2 separate regions of the Homo sapiens genome follow, and region 1 is linked to region 2. A link is an interaction called in ENCODE POLR2A ChIA-PET data of the cell type or tissue named here. Cell type or tissue: HepG2. All regions are shown on one strand. Links, peaks and the distances in the headings refer to the core of each region. The heading gives the core; the rest is flanking DNA. Region 1 overlaps USP34 (ubiquitin specific peptidase 34). Region 2 has its middle 20 kb from the start of PAPOLG.

Region 1 (11,470 bases), core at 3,547-6,046, 520 kb before region 2:
CTTCATTCTCTAATAATAAAAATATAAATCCAGGTCTTTATTCCTGAACTTTTTTGTATCCTGAATCAATACTTTGATACGTTGGAAAATTTCATTTTGTGTGACTTTTTTCGTAATATGGAATATTAAGCCTCTCATATAACAGGAGTACACTGGAATTATTTTGCCAATTTTGTTGATTCCCTTTGTTCAATTCCTGTTGAGTTTAATATATAATTTTATAGTAATTATATGCTGAACAGATCTCTGTTTTAGTCCATATCTTGACTTCAATTTGATTATAAGCTGCTAAACAGCAGAGCCATATTACTTGCAGTCTTCCATAAAGCTGGCAAAAATAACTAATGTATACTCTTAGCTTGTGGACGCCTATTATTCCACAAGACTTTCAAAGTTATGAGAGGTAATAATTTGTAATAAGAATAATACCTACTTTATAGATTCATTTTAATACTTGAGTGAGGTGGAATATGTGTAATAAGTACCTTGCATGAATATGGATCTTTCCTATAAGGCTTGGTGTTCAATACTAAATCTCTAATGTGTGAGTCTAGCCAGATTCCTGAATTTGACTTATTGATAGTTGAATATTTAGACAGTTTTCAAAGATCCTGGCTGGTATTCCTCTTCAGTGTGAAGAATATACTGTTCCAGAAAGAGTAAAGATATGAATAAATGATGATGAGATGTCATTGGTTAATATTTCAAATGTATTTTTTTAATGTGTAGGTTTACTTGTGGAAGACAACTTTGATTGCACCTGAAGTGTTTTTCATTCTTGCATTCTTGGAAATCATCAGCATTGTACCAAATAAGTGTTAACCTAGAAAGTGATTTTTAAAATTCTCTCTTCGGTTTCCTTATAAGATAGTAATAGCTGTATTTATGTAACAAAGCATTACAATTTTTAATGCTATAATTACTAAAGAATTGAATGTGTTGGTGTTTTTCTTTTATATAGCCAAAAGAATGAAAACAGATACAGTGTACATTGCAAGACTTTCTTTGCTAGAATGCCTAATTTACTACCATCATGTCTGTGTTTTTAATGGTGTTTTCTCTTGATTTTCAGTATTCAGAGGATATGAAGCACAAGACCACTCTTCTGGAGCTTCAGAAAATGTTTACATATTTAATGGTATGTTTAAGAATCATGGAGGCTAGGCCAGGCACTGTGGCTCATGCCTGTAATTATAGCATTTTGGGAGGCCAAGGTGGGTGGATGGCTTGAGTTCAAGAGCTTGAGACCAGCCTGGGCAACATGGTGAAACCCCATCTCTACTAAAAAAAAAAATAAGCCAGGCATGGTGGTGCGTGCCTGTAGTCCCGGCTGCTTAGGAGACTGAAAAGGGAGGCTCGCTTGAGCCCAGGAGGCAGAGGTTGCAGCAAGCTGAGATCTCACTACTGCACTCGAGTCTAGGTGACAGAGTGAGACTCTGTCTCAAAAAAAAAAGAAACATGGAGGGAAACAAATTAGGTGTACCCTGTGACAAAACCTAAAAAAGTTAAATGGAGCTCGTTTGAACTGGCTTTGTCATAACTATGTACCTTTCTTTTTCTTACTTTTTTATTTATTTATTTATTTATTTTGAGACAGAGTCTTGCTCTGTTACTCAGGCTGGAGTGCAGTGGTGTGATCTCAATTCACTGCAACCTCCACCTCCCAGGTTCAAGTGATTCTCCTCCCTCAACCTTCCAAGTAGCTGGGACTACAGGCGCACACCACCACGCCTGGCTAAATTTTGTATTTTTAGTAGAGACAGCTTTCACCATGTTGGCCAGGCTGGTCTCGAACTCCTGATCTCAAGTGATCTGCCTGCCTCAGCCTCCCAAAGTGTTGGGATTACAGGTGTGAGCCACCGTGCCCGGAGCTGTCTGTCAGTTATCTCTGTTATTTGTCATAATAACTTCTAAAAGTTATCTCAGTTGTCTACATTCTGTTAATTTGTCCTTTGAAGAATCTGTTGTGTCTCATCCTTCTTCTGTCACAAGGTCCTCCCCTTTTATGCTTGCAGCTTTCTAGCTGATTTATCTTAGTATCCCTTAATTACAATGCCTAAAACTATAAAAGTGATCAATCTTTTAAAAAGATAGTAAATCTTACAATATTATTCCCCTGCTTAAAACTCTTGAGTGCTTCTTCATTACGAACAGAATGGTATTCGAGCTCATCACCATGGCACACACCCTCTGGGTTTTTTCCCCCTACCCTTCAACCTCCTATCTTATCCCTCTCCATTTGGAGCCCATCACCCTGCTGCTTCATTGCTTGTGGGTTTATTTATGCCATTGTTTCCTACCTGTGTCACTCTTCTCCATTTTCTTCTGATGTTCATTTTTCAAGAGTCAGCTTGGTTTCAAACTCTAAGAGACCATCTATTCCACAGATTAACCGGAGTATTCCAAGTCACCATGCCTCTTTGTTGTTTCTGCCTTGTATATATGTTACTTTTCTCACCTGTTAAATCTTGAGGACAGGGATTGTGTCATACTTCTTTGTGTATTTTTGACTATTTTTATTTTTTGAGGCAGGGTCTCACTCTGTCACCCAGGCTAGAGTTCAGTGGCACCATCTCGTCTCATGGCAACCTCGACACTGCTCCACTGCCTGGGACCACAGGCTTGTACCACCATGCCTGGCTATCTTCTTTATTTTTTGTAGAGACAGAGTCTCACTATGTTCCCCAAGCTGGTGCTGAACTCCTGGGCTCAAGCAATCAACTCGCCGTACCCTCCCAAAGTGCTGGGATCACAGGCATGAGCTATCATACCTGGCCTTTAATCTCCTTTTAACAGAGCTGCAAGTGCCATTTGAATTGACAAATAGAAAATTGCTGGTTTAAATGACTATTTTAAAAGCTATTAAAACAAAGTTCAATCTCTGGGAAAGTTTATTCGGCCTGTAAAGGTTGTATATTTTATGCTTTGCAATATAGATGTGAGTGTTTTTTTTGTTTGTTTTGTTTTGATTTTTTTGGAGATGGAGTCTTGCTGTTGCCAGGCTGGAGTGCAGTGGCACGATCTCGGCTCACTGCAACCTCTGCCTCCTGAGTAGCTGGGACTACAGGCATGCGCAACCGCACCCAGCTAGTTTTTGTATTTTTAGCAGAGATGGGGTTTTACCATGTTGGTAAAGGATGGCCAGGATGGTCTCAATCTCTTGACCTCATAATCCGCCTGCTTCGGCCTCCCAAAGTGCTGGGGTTACAGGCTTGAGCCACTGTGCCCGGCTGTGAGTCATTTGAGTCTCAGATTTCTTCCTAGAAATTCCTTGACTTGAAAATACAAATATCCTAGGTAATTTAAGAATCTTCTAGCACCAAGACCATTAAATTAAAAATACTATGAAAACTAAACAGAAAGAAATAGAAGCAACCATTTAAAACTAACTTAGTAGATTTACTACCTGTTCTTTTGTTTTTGTTATATGTTCATTGAAGAACCTATAATTTTCTTATTTTTATCTGACACTTAGAATGTTCCCCTTTTTATTTGCAGGAGAGTGAATGCAAAGCATATAATCCTAGACCTTTCTGTAAAACATACACCATGGATAAGCAGCCTCTGAATACTGGGGAACAGAAAGATATGACAGAGTTTTTTACTGATCTAATTACCAAAATCGAAGAAATGTCTCCCGAACTGGTTAGTATCAGAATACTGAAAAGTTTCTTTGAAATTTGAACAAATTTGCCTGCGTTTTAACTAGTTTCTTATTTTTTGTTTGTTTTATATTAAAGAAAAATACCGTCAAAAGTTTATTTGGAGGTGTAATTACAAACAATGTTGTATCCTTGGTAAGTATTATACCTGGTTTTTACTTTTTGGAGATCTTAATATATTTTCATTTATATTATAATTTACTAGTTTTTATTAATTTTTTATGTGTATTGATTAGGATTGTGAACATGTTAGTCAAACTGCTGAAGAGTTTTATACTGTGAGGTGCCAAGTGGCTGATATGAAGAACATTTATGTGAGTAATAATGCACATAATTTTTTTACTTTATGCTTTTACCTATTTGTGTATAGCGGGTTTGTGTTGGTCATCTTGATATTTTTAAACTTTTTTCATGTTTTTATGTATTTTCTTCTTACTGTACTATTCAAATAAGAGTTAAACATCAACCATAAAGCTTTTTCTTGCCCAATCAAAATTTAAATTTTTAATTAACCCTTCAAAAAAGTTACTAAGATTCATAGAATATCTTAATATGAGGAAAAACAGTTTTTTACTAAAATTTAAGAATTCACTTTTAAAAAAAAAATTTTTTTGCTGAGCATTCTGTCAAAATTGTAATTGCCACCTTTTGTATATTTGCATGCTATAAACAATAATATGAAACTTTTAAATGTGGTTTTATACACAGGAATCTCTTGATGAAGTTACTATAAAAGACACTTTGGAAGGTGATAACATGTATACTTGTTCTCATTGTGGGAAGAAAGTACGAGCTGAAAAAAGGTATGCTTTTTCAAATGTGATTTTTATTATGTTCACCGTAGAAGTGAAAGACAAACTAAGGGTAAACTAAGATTAAACTTTGGTGGAAATTATATGATGAAGGTAAAATCAGCTGCATGGAGCTCAGTCTCATGGAGCAACTTTTCATCTAGTTGTTCAGTGAATTACCATTTATTTTGACATATACTGAGCTGTATGAAAGTGGTAATCACTCAACTTGAAACAGTATAGATTTTGGGGAGCAGATACATGGACGATAAGTACATTGATCATTTTCATCATTATCTGTATCGAGTCTCAGATGTCTAGCTTTTGTGACATTTTCTTAAGTAATACAGTGGAACCCCTTATCCTCGGGAAATGTTGCAAGACCCCACAATAGATGTCTGAAACCTCAGATTGTACTGAACCCTATATATACTGCTTTTTGCTGTGCATAACATACCTATGATAAAGTTTAAATTACAAATGAAGCTCAGTATTCTTGCCCTTTGGGGCCATTATTAAGTCAAATAAGGGTTACTTGAACAGAAGCATTGCAATACTATGACAGCCCATGTAATAAGAGAGCTACTAAGTGACCAATAAGTGGGTAGTGTCTGCAACACAGATAAGCTGGACAAAGGGATGATTCATATCCTAAGCAGGATGGTACAAGATTTTATCATGATACTCAGAACACCACACCACTTATGAATTGTTTATTTTTGGAATTTTCTGTAGTAGCTAACTAGGGACTTTTTGTACTAGCTAGCCTTTCCAAAGTATTTTTTATTTAGCAAGCACTGTTGTGAGAACTTTAATCCAGTTAATCCTCACAGCATTTCTTTGCAATAGATGCTGTTATTATCCCCATTTTACATGTGAAGACATGGAGTCACAGAATAAAGAAACTTTCCCAATGCTGATTCCTAAGATACAAATAAGCAAATTTCAGGGAGATAATCAAGTTGAATTTGAGTTCTCATTGGGGCATCCAGCTAGAAAGGTCCTGCAGGCAGTTGGCTGTTACAGTTAGAGCTTGGTGAGAGGTCTAGAATAGAGGTAGATTTGGGAGTTAGTAACTGTTGAGTTAGAGTGTTAAATAAGTGTTTATACTATAATACATTCAAGCTGGTTCCCTTCCAGTGTATTGTTGTTATCTTTGGATGTGTATATTTTGGTACATTGATCAAAAATATTCTTCCTCAGCTTTCATTTTCAGTAGAATTTCTTGGAAAATAATAATTTAGTGGTCTTCAAATAAAAATTGCCTTACACATACAGTGGGTCCCATCTGTAATCCCAGCACTTTGGGAGTTCAAGGATGTGCACTTGAGCCCAGGAGTTTGAGGGCAACATAGGGAAACACTGTTGCTAAAAAAGTTTTAGAAATTAGCCAGACGTGGCATGCACTTACAGTCTCAGCTGTTCGGGAGGCTGAATCGGGAGGATCACTTGAGGCTGGGAGGTAGCTTACAGTGAGCCATGATTGTGCCATTGCACTCCAGCCTCGGCAAAAAATTGAGAACCTATCTCAAAAAAGAAAAAAAAATGCTATACTTGTTCTACTAATGCGTGCCAAACATTATACAATTTTTTCCCTTTATTATTATTCTTTGATGATTCACATGTTCCCCAGGTTGGTCTTGAACTCTTGGGCTCAAACAATCCGCCCACCTCAGCCTCCAAAAATGCTGATATTACAGGCATGAAGCCACTGCACCTGGCCAAAAGGCTCTTAAGAGCCATAAAATGGCAAGTTTAGGACAGAGTAGTTGAGTAAACATTTTAATTTTATATTGAAAGACAAATAGAAATCGGATTGAAAAGAGCATCTTATGCAGTTAGTTACTAAGAACGAATGCAGAGAAATAGAAATGTCCTTGAATGTGCAAAAAATCTAGGATTAGGCCAGCCTGCATTTTTAAGTAGTGTATTCACATGGAACAGTAGTGGAAAACAAGATTGGTAACACGATGGCATCAGATTATTGCCATCCAAGTTTTAGGTTTATCTGTGTGATTGAATCTATCAGAATATCTGCCTGAGAAATAATGTAATTGTTGGAAAAGACTTAAGAGCTAAGCCAACCTAAAAGTACAGAGGACAAAGTGACAGAAGAGAGACAAGGAAAGAAAGAAAATTAGGATAAAATGGTAACCCCCAAACTGGGAGGAGAATCTCAAGAAGAAAATAATCAATTAATATAATTCACAGAGATGAAAGACAATGACAGCTGAATAAAAGCATTGGGTTTTTCCAGAAGGTAGTTTAGTGATGTGTTTTGTCAGGTTATAGGAATAGAAGCAACATTGTCGGGACACATGGAATCAAGCATAAATCATTGATTTTTAAAGTTTGGCAACAGGCCAGGCACGGTGGCACATGCCTGTAATCCCAGTACTTTGGGAGGCCAAGGCAGGTGGATTGCCTGAGGTCAGGAGTTTGAGACCAGCCTGGCCAACATGGTGAAACCCTGTCTCTACTAAAAATACAAAAATTAGCCGGTTGTGGTGGCTCACGCCTGTAGTCCCAGCTACTTGGGAGGGTGGGGCAGGAGAATCACCTGAACCTGGGAGGCAGAGGTTGCAGTGAGCCAAGACCATGCCCCTGCACTCCAGCCTGGGTGACAGAGCAAGACTATGTCTCAAAAAAAAAAAAAAGCAATAAAAACAGCAAGGAAAATAGTAGCCAGAAAGAGTCTTGGGGCTCAAACAAAGGATTTTTCTAGATGAAAGATATCTGAGCATGTTTGAAGGCAGAGAATAAAAAGTCATTATACAATAAGATACTAAAATTGCTTAAGAGGAGGTTTTCCAGGTCAGTATTTATTTGAAAGGGATGGTATTCATTTTTCCAATTTCAAGAAGGGTAGTTGGGCAAGTTGTTAGGTGGACATAGTCAAATGAAAGCGTAGCTATGTAGGCAATTACACGAAGAAGACAAACTCATCTGATGAGAGTTGGGTTAGGATAAGAGTTAGGGACGTATATAAAATGGAGTCAGTCAAAAGTTAACTGCTGTAGAGGAATATAATAAATGAGTCACCAAAAGATCATCAAGGGTCTGAGTCAAGTTCTTTGGAGAATCTCTAATTGGAATAAATGTATTGAATAAATCTGTCGTTCTTGATAACTCCCTTCTTTTGACTGATAAGATTCTGCTGTTTTTCTGAAATACCTGTCACATCTCTCCCAGGTAGTCAGTCATTTTTGTTCTTACTATACTTTTATATCTCTGTACTAACATAATAATCAACAGAAATGGGCCAATTGAGGAAGTGAACAAAGTGCTTATTATCCTCAATAGGATCATATACTGTTCTATTTTCAGACCTCTGGTTTTCTCAATCTATTCATTTTACCTCAGTAACTTATCAATCACCATAATACCAATTTTTTACTAATATGCTACTGACAAAGCATTCTAAACTAAGAAAATGACAGCTGAATAAAAGCATTGGGTTTTTCCAGAAGGTAGTTTAGTGATGTGTTTTGTTTTGTTTTGTCATCTTAGTTTAGAATGCTTTGCTGTGCTCTGTCACCTGTTCTCCAATCTTTCTGGATCTGCTCATCTCTCTTACTTATTGACACAATGCATGGTTTCACCCCATGCCACAAGCTCATTAGTTATTCTTCAGAATTGTTAGGATGAAGTTCACACTCTATCATTACATACATTTGACTCTGTTATACTTCATTTGTCAGTCTCCCAAATAATCTAAAATAGTGAATTTTTGAACTTTTTATTCCCTCTGCCTGTAACATCTTTCATTCCTTGTTTCCCTAAATTCATACTTTTTGTATTTTTGACTGTGTTCTTGGTTTAAATAAATTCTCGTTTGATATTTATGTGCAGTGGAAAATTATTCCCTAAAATTCATTTTTTTGTAAATCAGAGTTTGTATATTTTTGTCTGTTTAAATTGAACTTGAACTAGCAATATGTTATGGTATAGGATTTAGGTGACCAGTTGATTTTCTGCTGTTGCTGCTGCTGCTGCTGCTGCTGCTATTGTTACTGTAGTAGCAGCAATTGACACTTAACTGAATGCTGTTTGCCAGGCAGTGTTTCAAAGATAGTATCGGGTAGGTAATCTCCATTTTACAACCCAGCAATTGAGCTCAGAGAGGTTAAGTAACTTATATAGGGTCATTCATCTAATAAGGGATTACAGCCAGACTTTGCAATTCTGGTTCACAAAAATAAGTACTTTGATTCCTTTTATTTAGGGAAGAAAGGAAAACTCTGAACCAAAGACCTCCTTGGCCCTGGAGAATGATGGAACTCCTTTTCATGCTTCCATAGCACCCTTTTGTATCTTTATCATGGTGTTTACCGTAGTCTACCATAACATTTTATTTTTCTTATCTCGACATAGGAAAATCTTTTCAGAATGGAAAAAGTTGTGGGTGTGTTTGCTGTTTTTTTTTTTTAAACAAATTAAAATGTTTATTTAACAACCGAATTGAGTACGGAAAGATGAAACAAATGCACAGTCACGTATATACAGTATATCAAGGGGGCGGCCTTTCTAACAAGGATGCTGTAGAAAGAAAAAAATGTCCAAATGGGGAACAGTCCTGGTTTCATCAAGAAGCTTTTATGGCATTTGATGTTAAACCTTATGTAAATACAGTAATCTGATGGATTTGGCAAAGATTTTTTTCATTTCCAGTCTTTTAAAGTAGACACAAATTTGCTTAGAATAAAGCTGATTTTTAAGAGCACACAAAAGTTGAGGACAAAGGATAGGAATAAATTAACAAATGCAGAGTGATGAAGAGTAAAAAGATACTGAGCAGCTGACTCATCATCCAAGGTGGTTACCTAATAATCAGAGGATGAAGACCTTATACTGCAAAAGCAACAATAGTTTCGTATATAAACGATACAGCTGAGTTTGTAGTTATATCTTGGCTTCTATTTATTAAGAAAAATTAGCATAGTTATGTGTAATCTTTAGTAGACAACCTGCATTCATTTAAATTAAACAATATTTTCTACAATAGTGTAATATAAGGCCACAATATTTATTTTGAACAAACTCTTTAAAGTAGTGATTTTAATATCAGTGTTATTCATTCTTTTGAAATATAGTTTTTTAGCTGAATTAAGTTATAGATAATTTTTACAGTACTACATCAAGACTAGTAAAATTGTTTGTATTCAGATATTTATGTCTAATATCCAGTGAAAATTTACTACCAAGTTTTTACAGTAGATTCGTTTATTTATTTACTTATTTATTTATTTATTTTTTTTGAGATGGAGTCTCGCTTGATCACCCAGGCTAGAGTGCAGTGGCACAATCTTGGCTCACTGCCAGCTCCGCCTCCCGGGTCCACGCCATTCTCCTGCCTCAGCCTCCTGAGTAGCTGGGACTACAGGCGCCCGCCACCACGCCCGGCTAATTTTTTGTATTTTTAGTAGACACGGGGTTTCACTGTGTTAGCCAGGATGGTCTCGATCTCCTGACCTCATGATCCGCCTGCTCCAGCCTCCCAAAGTGCTGGGATTACAGGCGTGAGCCACCGCACCCAGCCTACAGTAGATATTAATCATTCTGACTTGCCTATTGATCCCTTAAGTATAATTGTAGATCGGCCTGATTTTAGTGTCTATTCTTTGATTTTACTAAATTAGGAATGCAGGAGTTACAGAACAAGTACACACAAGTGATGCAGCCATACAAGGATCATAACAGCTCTTCAATTAACTATGTGCAAGCTCAAATACAATCCCACTAATGAACAGCCAGGTTCCAATTCTTCATGAAAAGGTGCTGGTGGAGGTTGTCAGCCACCTTTTAATAGACATTCCCAATCCAGTGGCCAGTAAATGAGAGAACAGCAGAGATGGAAGAAAAACCTTCAGAAATTTTGCAGAGAATATGCCCTCTTTCTTCATGATGTTTGTGTTTCTCATGCTGAGAGTGGCCATGCATGTGGGGTGTTTAATCTATAAACAGGAGAGACTAACAGTACCTTCCTTATAGGATTGTTGTAAAAAGTATATGCGTTAATGTACAGCAAGCCCTTATGAGAGGAACTCCTTGGGGGGAATATTTTCTGGTTAACTCAACCAATCCCATGTCCAATCTGAGGTTTTTCTTTCAAAATGCTTTCAACTTCTTTCCTTCTCTCAATATAACCTTCCTCAGACTGAGAGCTGTTTTTCTTTTCTTTTTTGAGTCTCGCTCTGTTGTCCAGGCTGGAGTGCAGTGGTGTGATCTTGGCTCCCTCCAACCTCAGCCTCCCGAGTAGTTGGGATTACAGGCTTGTGCACTACCGCACCCAGCTAATTTTTATATTTTTAGTGGAGACATGGTTTTGCCATGTTGGCCAGAATGGTCTCGAACTCCTGGCCTCAAGCAGTCTGCCCACTTTAGCCCTCCAAAGTGCTGGTATTACAGGCGTGAGCCACCGCGCCTAGCCTGAGAGCTGTTTTTCTCTCCAATGCTATGGCTGGCTGTTTCAGCAGCTCTGTTAGTATCTTCTGATGTCTGAGAGCGAGGTATCCTGTCACAGTGAGAACTCTTGGAGATATTCTGTCCAGACTCATGCTGGGCATCTAGTAGTACTTTTTCCATGTCACTGGTAGAAACAGAAACAGGCTGGAACACTGCCCCCATTCCTATTATTGCTAAAGTGTAATTCTGCCAGGAGCCCTGCAGACTCTTCTTCTGCATCGTGGGGACTCTGCTCTGTGACATGGTGCTAGAGGGTGGCTGCCAGGCATCGGGCTGCCCTTCAGTGGTGGGCCGTTGGAAAAGGGCGAGCAGGAGTGCTGCTGCCTAGTGCTCAGGGACTGACTGTATAGTTTTAATAAGAATGTGATTTAGAATACTTCTATAGTCTCCCTTCTCTGTGGTTTTTCTTTCTGCAGTTTGTTACCTGCAGACAGGCAAGGTCTGAAAATATTACATAGAAAATTTCAAAAATAATTCTTAAGTTTTAAATTGCCCACTGGACTGAGTAGCATGATAAAATCTGGCACAGTCCCCACCTGGGATGTAAACCAT
Region 2 (11,470 bases), core at 5,753-8,252:
ACCTCCACCTCCCAGGTTCAAGCGATTCTCCTGCCTCAGCCTCCCGAGTAGCTGGGATTACAGGTGTGCACCACCACACCCAGCTAATTTTTGTATTTTTAGTAGAGACAGGGTTTCACCATGTTGACCAGGCTGGTCTCAAACTCCTGACCTCAAGTGATCCACCCACTTTGGCCTCCCAAAGTGCTGAGATTACAGATTTGAGCCATGAGCCGGGCCTATATTTATTATTATTTGGAGACAGGGTCTTACCATGTTGCCCAGGTGGGAGTGCAGTAGCTATTCACAGGCATGATCATAGCTCACTGCAGCCTCGAATTCCTGGCCTCAAATTGAAAGATTCTCTCCGGGCCCTGAAAGCTTAAGGGAATGAATAACTCCTCCCTCTTCAGGCCCAGTCCCAAGGCGCAAGGCCACTTGTGCCAGCAGCATGCGTCAGTAAGATAGCAGAAGCAGGAAGAGAGCTGGCCGAAAGACACGAACCCCCGAAGACGGGAGAGAGGCTGTGTGGGTGCTGCGTAGCAGTTACCTCAGACTGAGACACTTCCTGATTACAGGAGACTATAAAACCCCTGCCCCGTCCTCTTTTGGTGCTGACGCCATATTAGGCCTCAGCCCACCTGCACTGAGGTGCTCATTAAAACAGTGTGTTGCTCCACACCACCTCGTGTTTGTTGGTGCCCTCTGAGGGTTCGAATCCATACAAGAGCCTTGCACAAATGATTCTCCTTTTTCAGCCTCCAGGATAGGTGAGATTACAGGCAAGTGCCACCTGGACTGGATTATTCCTTGCATTTTTAAGAAATCTGACATTTTCTAAACATTTTACAAAGGATGTTGCTATGGCCATTTCTCATAGTTAGGGAATCAAATTAGTTTGTCTGTTGGAATGGTGAAAGTTAATTAAGAATTTGAAGTAGGCTGAGCATGGTGGCTCACACCTGTAATCCCAGCACTTTGGGAGGCCGAGGCTGGTGGATCACCTGAGGTCAGGAGTTCGAGACCAGCCTGACCAACATGGAGAAACCCCATCTCTACTAAAAATACAAAAAATTATCCAGCCTTGGTGGCACATGCCTGTAATCCCAGCTACTCGGGAGGCTGAGGCAGGAGAATCACTTGAACCCGGGAGGCAGAGGTTGCAGTGAGCCGAGATTGCGCCATTGCACTCCAGCCTGGGCAACAAGAGTGAAACTCCGTCTCAAAAAAAAAAAAAAAAAAAAAAGAAAAAGAATTTGAAGTAAATTCATTAGAAGATGAGTTTGTTGCTACTTCAACTCCTCATCCTGTTTTCCTAACTGAGGAAAACGAACTCCATTCTGTTGCAGGTTTTCTTCAGTGTATGCTTCCTGGTGTATACAGAAACAAACCTAGCCTGGATGATTCTCTCTCAAAGAGGTCTCGTATCAGAGAAATCCCCCTCAGGTCTAATACATTGTAATGGAGATTTTGTACACAAATTGCAGCTGACTATGCCTTGCTCCCGGCAGTAAGGGACAAGGCTAGCTTTGCTTTCACATAGTGAGGACTTCCGGAGTGCAAACCTGATCACAATACTTCTTGCCTTCACATTTTTAAATGTTCCCTATGGCCTCTGGATGATACTCTCACAAGTTTATAGACGCCTCTCTCCACTGTGAGTTCCTTCTGGAACAGTGGCTTCTTTCTTTATCATTGTGCTGCCAGCTCCTAAAACAGTCCTGGGGACAGGAGGTCCTCACTGAAGAAATATTTAAGGCATTGAGGAAAGAACTTCATCCTGATGCCTTGGCATGAAGATGCATTCAGAGGTCCCAGGGGTGTAATGACATTTCTCAGGACCTCAAGCCTGGGTGATGTGTGACATTCATTTCTCAAGCCCACAGGGGCTCTCCCTTACCCTTCAAAATCCCAGGGAGGGTATCTGAGAGAAGCTTAAGAACTTCTTTTAGGCCAGCTGCGGTGGCTCAGGCTTATAACCTCAGCACTTTGGGCGGCTGAGGCAGGAGGATCGCTTGAGCCCAGGAATTTGAGACCAGCCTGGACAACATAGTAAGTCCTTGTCTCTACTAAAAATAAACTATTAGCCAGATGTGGTGGTGCGTGCCTGTGGTCCCAGCTACTCAGGAGGCTGAGGCAGGACAGCCTGAGCTGGGGGAGGTCAAAGTTACAGCAAGCAGTGATTGCACCACTGCATTCCAGCCTGGGTGACAGAGTGAGACCCTGACTTAAAAAAAAAAAAAGCCGGGTACGGGGGCTGTTGCCTGTAATACCAGCATTTGGGAGGCTGAGTGGGGAGGATTGCTTGAGCTCGGGAGTTGGAGACCAGCCTGGGCAATGTGGAGTCCTATCTAGGGAAAAAGAGTCAGGCTGGCAAGACCAAAAGAAAGCAGAAAGAGAAAGCAGATAACCTGTTGGTCTGCCTTTCTTCATGGTCCAGGATATGTAGCCCTCCTATATCCAATTTATCACAAGACACCTGTAGATTAATTAGCTCATTGCAACGTTGGTGTTATCAGCACTGCTCTAAGCCCTTGTCAGCAGACAGTACCATCCTATAAAATCCCCAGCAAGCCTTTGTCTCCTTGCAGTCTGCCCCTCTCTTGCTGACCTGCCCCTTGCACCGTTGCAATGTATTTTCATACTTTCTCTAATAAATCTGCCTTTCTTTACCAACAACTGTCTTGGTAAATTCCTTTGCCGCCCGCATGATAGCAGTCTCAGATAGTTGCCACTCACCTGCAACAGGCAACATGGTGAAACCCCATCTCTACAAAAAATACAAAAATCGGCTGGGGGTGGTGGCGCGTGCCTGTGCTCCCAGCTACTTGGTGGGGCTGAGGAGGGAGGATTACTTGTGCCCAAGAGGTTGAGGCTGCAGTGAGCCATGTTTGCACTGCTGCCCTCCAGCCAAAGAAACAAGAAACAAAGAAAAACCTTGTCTTTAAGAGCAAGGATTGTGGGACTCCAGAGTGTGGCTGTGCATGAAACGCAATGAAGTGGGCAATATGCTGCTGGGGGCAGAGAAAAAAAGGACATGTGTGACCTAACACAAAAGCTAGAGCTGGGTCTAATGGCAAAGATGACTATCAGGCTGCTTGTGGGACTTGTGGGATGCTGCTACGGCAAGCTGCATTTTCTAAGATTGCCATGACAGTATGTATCTGATTCCACGTGTTCTCCTTACAGTGTGACTGGATATTTCTCCAATGAGAGATGGGTCTATGTTCCCTACCCTTAAACCTGAGTAACCTTTTGTGTCTACCTCAACCAAAAAAAATCTGGTGGAATGATGCCATGTGACTTCTAAGATTAGGTCATAAAAGATTAGGTCATAAAACAGCTTCTCCCTGCCTCTCTGTTAGGGTACCTGCCTTGGGAAACCCTGAGCTGTTACGTAAATCTAACTACCTTCAAGCTGCCTTGCTGGACACACCACACAGAGTTAGAAGGGGATGTCTGAGGAGCCGCAGGTGTTCCAGTACCTAGCTGTTGGAGTCTCCTCAGCATAGGCACCAGGCATGTAAGTGAAGAAACCTTTGAGATAAGCTAACCCCAACCAGTCAGTCTGCAATTTCATGAGAGACCTTGAGCAGAACTGCCCTTGAGCTGCTCTAGAATTCTTGACACATAGAAACGGTGAGAGGTAAAAATGATGATTGTTGTTCAAAACAATTAATTTTATGGGTGATTTGTTACATAGTCATAGTGTTTGGGAAAAGGAACTAGACACATTTACCAAAATTGACCATAACCTGGGCCAAATCGTAGTTAGGTTTTAAAAAAACCATTTGGGGTAATTGCAATTTAGTCTTTTTTTTTTTTTTTGAGACGGAGTTTCACTGTTGTTTGCCCAGGCTGGAGTGCAATGGCGCCATCTTGGCTCACTGCAACCTCTGCCTCCTGGGTTCAAGCAATTCTCCTCCCTCAGCCTCCCAAGTAGCTGGAATTACAGGTGTGCACCACCACGCCTGGCTAATTTTTGTATTTTAGTAGAGATTGGGTTTCACCACGTTGCCCAGGCTAGTCTCGAATTTCTTATCTCAGGTGATCCACCCTCCTCAGCCTCCCAAAGTGCTGGGATTACAGGCAGGAGCCACGGTGCCCGGCTGCAATTTACTCTTAAAAATAAGAACCTAGGTGCCAGGTGCAGTGGCTCATGCCTATAATCCCAGCACTTCGGGAGGCCAAGGAGGGTGGACTGCCTGAGGTCAGGAGTTTGAGACCAGCCTGGTGGTGAAACCCCATTTCTACTAAAATACAAAAATTAGCCAGGCATGGTGGCAGGCACCTGTAATCCCAGCTATTTGGGAGGCTGAAGCAGGAGAATCACTTGAACTCGGGAGGCAGGGGTTGTAGTGAGCCGAGACGGAGCTACCGCACTCCAGCCTGGGCAACAGAGCCAGACTCCATCTCAAAAAAAAAAAAGAAAGAAAGAACCTAGGCTGATTGCCATGGCTCATGCCTGTAATCCTGGCATTTTGGGAGGATGAGGCAGGCAAATCACTTGAGGCAGGGAGTTTGAGACCATGGCAAAACCCCTTCTCTACTAAAAAATACAAAAACAAGCCAGATGTGGTGGCACATCCCTGTAATCCCAGCACTTTGGGAGGCTGAGGAGGGTGGATCACTTGAGGCCAGGAGTTTGAGACTAGCCTGGCCAACATGGTGAAACTCCATCTCTACAAAAAATATAAAAATTAGCCAGGTGTGGTGGCACATGCCTGTAATCCTAGCTACTCAGGTGGCTGAGGCACGAGAATCCCTTGAACCTGAGGGATGGAGGCTGTAGTGAGCTGAGATTGCTCCACTGCACTGCAGACTGGGCAACAGAGCAATACTCAATCTCAAACAAAACAAAACAAAACAAAAAACCCGCAAAACAAACAAAAAAACTGGCTGATGCAGGAGGATCATTTGAACCCAGGAGTTTGAGGCTGCAGTGAGCCGTGATCACACTACTGCACTTCAGCTTGAGGGACAGAGTAAGACCCTGTCTCTCAAAAAAAAAAAAAAAAAGAGAAAAAAGAAAAAAAGAGAAAAGCGTAGTGGTTCATGCCTGTAATCCCAGAACTTTGGGAGGCCGAGACAGGTAGATCACCTGAGGTCAGGATTTCTAGACCAGGCTGACCAACATGGTGAAACCCTGTCTCTACTAAAAATACAAAATTAGCTGGGTGTAGTGGTGCATGTCCATAATCCTAGATACTCAGGAGGCTGAGGAAGGAGAATTGCCTGAACCTGGGAGGCAGAGGTTGCTGTGAGCCGAGGCTGTGCCACTGCACTCCAGCCTGGGAGATGGAGCAAGATTTTCTCTCCAAAAAAAAAAAAAAAAAAAGTCTAATGTCAATGGATAGAAAAGATCTTTCCTAATCTGATAAGTGACTCAATGAAAAACTATAGCAAATATCATATTAAATAGTAAAATAGTAGTAAAATATCAAAGTTTTTCCTCTTGAAGTTGGGAGCAAGACAATGATAACCACTATCTCTACCTTGTCCTAGCAAATACAGAAGGTAAGAAAAAAACAAAATGTATAAGGCTCAAAACAGAAGGAAAAAACTGTCATTATATGGAATTGACATACTTGTATGTCAAGAAAATTCAAAATAATCTACAGAAAAATTATTAGAATAAAAATAATTTTAAAAGAATTAAAACATTAAAGGCCGAGTGCAGTGGCTCACGCCTGTAATCTCAGTACTTTGGGAGGCCGAGGCGGGCGGATCACCTGAGGTTGGGGGTTCGAGACCAGACCAACAAGGAGAAACCCCGTCTCTCCTAAAAATACAAAATTAGCCAGGCGTGGTTGTGTATGCCTGTAATCCCAGCTACTCGGGAGGCTGAGGCAGGAGAAACGCTTGAACCTGGGAGGTGGAGGTTGTAGAGAGCCGAGATTGAGCCATTGCACTCCAGCCTGGGCAACAAGAGTGAAACTCTGTCTCAAAAAAAAATTCTTTTTAAATAAATAAAAAAGAAAGAAAAAGACTGATGAACTATTCTACAGTAAAGAAGCCTAAAGAGACATGATGTGGTATAAAAGGTATTTGGTTTCTTTCTGCCCCAGAACTCCTAAAATCCTAGAAATTTCCTGAGTGCTAGGAGGATCTTCTGTTATTCATAATTAGCTCCTTTGATAAGTCCTGAGTTTATGCTAATGAACCTGCTTAGGGCGGGGCCCGTAGATAGCTTCAGGATGGGGCTAGTCACCAGAAAGTCCAGGTGATTAGAGGATTAGAGGATTGGAACTTAAGCCCCACCCACCAACATCTGGAAGGGCTGAGGGTGCAAGAAATTTAGCTCTATTAAAAATTTAAACACTGCAGTCGGCTCGAGTACTCCCAGTAACGAGGAGGTGTTCTCGGTCGTCCCACCCTCCCCTGCCGTCGCCGGGCTGCGCCGCCGGAGCCGGGACGCGCCTCCGCTGCCCTCGCCTCCTCCGTCCCCGCTGCCCTCGCCGCCCCCGTCCCCGCTGCCCTCGCCGCCTCCGTCCCCGCGGCCGCCGCTCCCCTCGTCGTCCGCGCGCACACGATGAAGAAGGAGTCCCTCAACCAGAGCCTCGCCGAGTGGAAGCTCTTCATCTACAACCCGACCACCGGAGAGTTCCTGTGGCGCACCGCCAAGAGCTGGGGTTTGATCTTGCTCTTCTACCTAATTTTTTATGGGTTCCTGGCTGCACTCTTCTCATTCACGATGTGGGTTATGCTTCAGACTCAACGATGAGGTTCCAAAATACCGTGACCAGATTCTTAACCCAGGACTGATGGTTTTTCCAAAACCAGTCACTGCATTGGAATATGCATTCAGTAGGTCTGATCTAACTTCGTATGCAGGGTACACTGAAGACCTTAAGAAGTTTCTAAAACCATATACTTTAGAAGAACAGAAAAACCTCACAGTCTGTCCTGATGGAGCACTTTTTGAACAGAAGGGTCCAGTTTATGTTGCTTGTCAATCTCCCATTTCGTTACTTCAAGCATGCCGTGGTATGAATGATCTTGATTTCGGCTATTCTCAAAGAAACCCTTGTATTCTTGTGAAAATGAACAGAATAATTGGATTAAAGTCTGAAGGAGTGCCAAGGATAGATTGTGTTTCGAAGAATGAAGATATACCAAATGTAGCAGTTTATCCTCATAATGGAATTATAGACTTAAAATATTTCCCATATTATGGGGAAAAACTGCATGTGGGGTATCTACAGCCATTGGTTGCTGTTCAGGTCAGCTTTGCTCCTAACGATACTGGGAAAGAAGTAACAGTTGAATGCAAGATTGATGGATCAGCCAACCTTAAAAGTCAGGATGATCGTGACAAGTTTTTGGGACGAGTTATGTTCAAAATCACAGCATGTGCATAGTATGAGTAGGATGTCTCCACAGAGTAAATTTTGTGTTGTCTGTCTTCATTTTGTATCAGCTGGACCTTCCATTCTAGAATTATGAGACCACCTTGGAGAAAGGTGTGTGGTACATGACACTGGGTTACATCATAACGTGCTTCCAGATCATAGTGTTCAATGTCCTCTGAAGTAACTGCCTCTTGCCTCTGCTGCCCTTTGAACCAGTGTACAGTCACCAGATAGGGACCGGTGAACACCTGATTCCAAACATGTAGGATGGGGGTCTTGTCCTCTTTTTATGTGGTTTAATTGCCAAGTGTCTAAAGCTTAATATGCTGTGCTATGTAAATATTTTATGGCTATAACACTGTCATATTTTGATGTCAACAGAGTTTTAGGGATAAAATGGTACCCGGCCAACATCAAGTGACTTTATAGCTGCAAGAAATCTGGTATGTGGAGAAGTTCTGCATGTGAGGAAGGAAAAAAAGACAATAAAAATGTATTTGAAAAATATTTTTAAAAAAATTTAAACACTAAGATTTGATGAATTTCCTTTCTGCTGAACACCTGGAGGTGCTGGGAGGGAGGCACACCCACAGGTCGTGGCAGCACCACACCCCTCCCCCCGTACTTTGCCATATCCATCTCTTCATCTGGATGTTCATCTGTATCTTATGATTTTTTTTTTTTGAGACAGAATCTTGCTCTCTTGCCCAGGCTGGATTGCAGAGGCACGATCATGGCTCACTGCAACCTCTGCCTCCCAAGTAGCTGGGATTACAGGTACGTACCACCACGCCTGGCTAATTTTTGTATTTTTTCTACAGATGGGATTTCACCATGGTGGCTAGGCTGGCCTTGAACTCCTGACCTCATGTAATCCACCCACCTTGGCCTCCCAAAGTGTTGGGATTACAGGCCCAAGCCACTGTGCCTGGCAAAGACCCTGTCTTTTTTTTTTTTTTTTTTTTTTGAGACGGAGTCTCACTCTGTTGCCCTGGCTGGAGTGCAGTGGTGCGATCTCAGCTCACTGCAACCTCTGCCTCATGAGTTCAAGCAATTCTCCTGCCTCAGCCTCGTGAGTAGCTGGGATTACAGGCGCCTGCCACCACGCCCAGCTAATTTTTGTATTTTTAGTAGAGACGGGGTTTCACCATGTTGGCCAGGCTGGTCTCGAACTCCTGACCTCATGATTCGCCTGCCTTGGCCTCCCAAAGTGCTGGGATTATAGGTGTGAGCCACCACGCCTGGCCAAGACCCTGTCTTAAAAAAAAAAAAAGGCAGGGCGTGGTGGCTGACACCTATAATCCCAGCACTTTGGGAGGCCAAGGCGGGCATATCACTTGAGCCCGGAAGTTTGAGACCAGCTTGGCCAACATGGTGAAACCCATCTCTACTAAAAATACAAAAATTATCTGGGCATCGTGGCGCGCACCTGTAATCTCAGCTACTCAGGAGGCAGAGGCAGGAGAATCGCTTGAACCCAGGAGGTGGAGGTTGCATCACGCCATTGCACCCCAGACTGGGCGACAGGGCAGGACTCTGTCTCAAAAAAAAAAAAAAAAAAAACACACAAAACGCCTGTAATCCCAGCACTTTGGAAGCCTTGAACCTGGAAGGCAGAGGTTGCGGTGAGCCAAGATTGCACCATTGCACTCCAGCCTGGGCAACAAGAGCGAAACTGTCTCAAAAAAAAGATAGAGTCTTGATCTGTTGCCTAGGCTGGAGTGCAGTGGCATGATCTTGGCTCACTGCAACCCCCACATCCCAGGTTCAAGTGATTCTCCCACCTCAGCCTTCCAAGTAGCTGGGATTACAGGTGTGAGCCACCATGCCCGTCTCATGGCGGACGTACAAAAAATTTTTGTATTTTTAGTAGAGAAGGGATTTCACCACGTTGGCCAGACTGGTCTCCAACTCCTGGCCTCAGTAATCCACCTGTCTTGGCCTCCCAAACTGCTAGGATTAGGCAGGATAATAGGACCTGGAGGCAGGGAACCTAAGGACTTCCGAGAACTAAATCAAATGGAAACATCTCATCTATGACAGGAAATATCCTTCTCATTTACATAGGCTGTACAGTGAGTAAATGATTTTGTAACTTTACTTCATCCTCTTCATTTACATAGGGTGTACGTCAAGTAACCAATGGAAACCTCTAGAAGGTATTTAAACCCCAGAAAATTCTGTAACGAGGCTCTTGACCCCCTATGCTCAGGCCTGCTTTCACCCTCTGGAGTATACTTTCATTTTCGAGAAATCTCTGCTTTTGTTGCTTCATTCTTTACTTGCTTTGTTTGTGCATTTTGTCCAATTCTTTGTTCAAGACGCCAAGAACCTGGACACCCTCAACCGGTAACAGGACTACAGGCATGAGCCGCCACGCCCGGCCTATGATATCTTTTATAATAAACTGGCAATGTGTTTCCCTGAATTCTGTGAACTGTCTTAGCAAATTAGTCAAACCCAAGGAGGAGGTCGCAGGAACCCTGGTTTCTAGCCAGTCAGAAGTACCAGTGGCCTAAGGATAGCGTCAGAATTTTCATTCACTCATTCATTCATTTACTTATCGTTCTTGTGGGTACATAGTAGGTGTATGTATTTCTGGAGTACATGAGATATTTTGGTACAGGCATGCAATGTATGGCTCAGAATTGAACTGAATTACGGGACACCCTGATGGAGAATCCACTGAAGGATTGCTTAGTGGGATAAAATCCCCACACATTTTGGTGGCCAAGGGTCTCAGAAGTCTTCTCTGTTGATTGTGAGATTAAAGGCCAAAAAATAACGGTTTTTATTTTTTGTAGAAATGGGGTCTCCACCTGTCACCCAGGCTGGTCTTGAATTCCTGGCCTCAAGCAATCCTCCCACCTCACATCATTGTACTGGGCTTGGTTTTTCTTTTGACGCATGACAACTAAGTGCAATATGGGATGCTGGATTGAATTCTGGACCAAGGTTTTAAAAAACTTTTTTTATTTTGCTACAGGGGACATTAGTGAGATAACTAATGAAATTTAGATAAAGTACACAGATTATAGTACTGTGTCAGTGTTAATTTCATGATTTTCATAACTGTATTGTGATTATGTAAGGGAATATCATTGTTTTTACAAAGTTATTTAGAGGTAAAGTGGCATCATGTCGGCAATTTACTCAAATGTATAAACAGAGGGGCCAGGTGGGGTGGCACACGCCTGTAATCCCAGCACGTTGGGAGGCCAAGGCAGCTGGATACTTGAGGTCAGAAGTACAAGACTAGCCTGACCAACATGGTGAAACCTCATCTGTACTAAAAATACAAAAATTAGTTGGGTGCGGTGGTGCACTTCTGTAATCCCAGCTACTTGGGAGGTTGAAGCACAAGAATCATTTGAACCCGAAAGGCCAAGCTTGCAGTGAGCTGAGATCCCAGCTGAGGTGCGCAGACTGCTTGAACCCAGGAGGTCAAAGTTGCAGTAAGCTATGATCATGCCACTGTACTCCAGCCTGGGTGACAGAGTGAGACCCCATCTGTAAAAAAAAATAAATAAATAAATTGGTATGATCACTTTGGAAAGCTGTTAGTATACTCAATTGAACACACACGTACCCTAAGACACAGCAATTTTACTACTAAATATATGTCCTGCAGAAATATGCACACAGATGCACCAAAAGACATATACAGGAATATAATTCACATCAGCCCCAAACTGGATACAACCCAAAAATAGAATGGATAAGTAAAATGTGGCATATTTATAGAACTGAACACTACTGGCAATAAAAATGAATGAACTGCAACTATATACAACCACGTGGATGAATTTCTCAAACATAATGTTGAGCAAGACACAAAAGAACACACGAATATGAGTCCGTTTACATATACTTCAAAAGCAGGCAAAACTAATTCTTAAAAAATTTTTACTTTTTAATTGAATTATAACCAGAGAAAATGTACAAATCTTAAATGTATGGCATTTTAACATATGGAAAACATTCATAATGAATGTTAAATACCTAGATCCAGATATGGAATATTTCATTCCCCAGTAGCTGTGTCCCCCTCCCAGATGATAATTCCAAACCTCAACTACTATTCTGATCTATTTGTACCTTGAATTAGTTTTTTCATAGACTACTATTGCTTTTTTTCC

The links. ChIA-PET counts read pairs that join two places held together with the same protein. Peaks named below come from ENCODE experiments on the same cell type or tissue, not always from the same donor. Only the 100,000 strongest peaks of a DNase experiment are listed, where the experiment ranks them.
Region 1: POLR2A ChIA-PET joins it to region 2 with 5 read pairs; 1 of 35 experiments calls an interaction of 5 or more read pairs at or near these places.

The regions. Positions count from the first base shown.
Region 1 is chr2:61,249,379-61,260,848 of GRCh38, reverse strand. It overlaps USP34 (ubiquitin specific peptidase 34), which reads left to right. Exons shown (of 80, transcript NM_014709.4): 44 at 1,073-1,138; 45 at 3,499-3,645; 46 at 3,741-3,797; 47 at 3,899-3,976; 48 at 4,371-4,465. It also overlaps the pseudogene BNIP3P45. Among named protein-coding and RNA genes, the nearest start is that of C2orf74-AS1, 77 kb to the right of the region's middle. In HepG2, for the core only: no CTCF peak of the experiment used is centred there; a DNase peak (open chromatin) is centred at 5,058.
Region 2 is chr2:60,730,760-60,742,229 of GRCh38, reverse strand. It overlaps the pseudogene ATP1B3P1. Among named protein-coding and RNA genes, the nearest start is that of PAPOLG, 20 kb to the left of the region's middle. RefSeq lists an enhancer at 1-68 and a silencer at 6,102-6,300. In HepG2, for the core only: no CTCF peak of the experiment used is centred there; no DNase peak of the experiment used is centred there; H3K4me3 peaks cover 891 bases; H3K27me3 peaks cover 1,676 bases.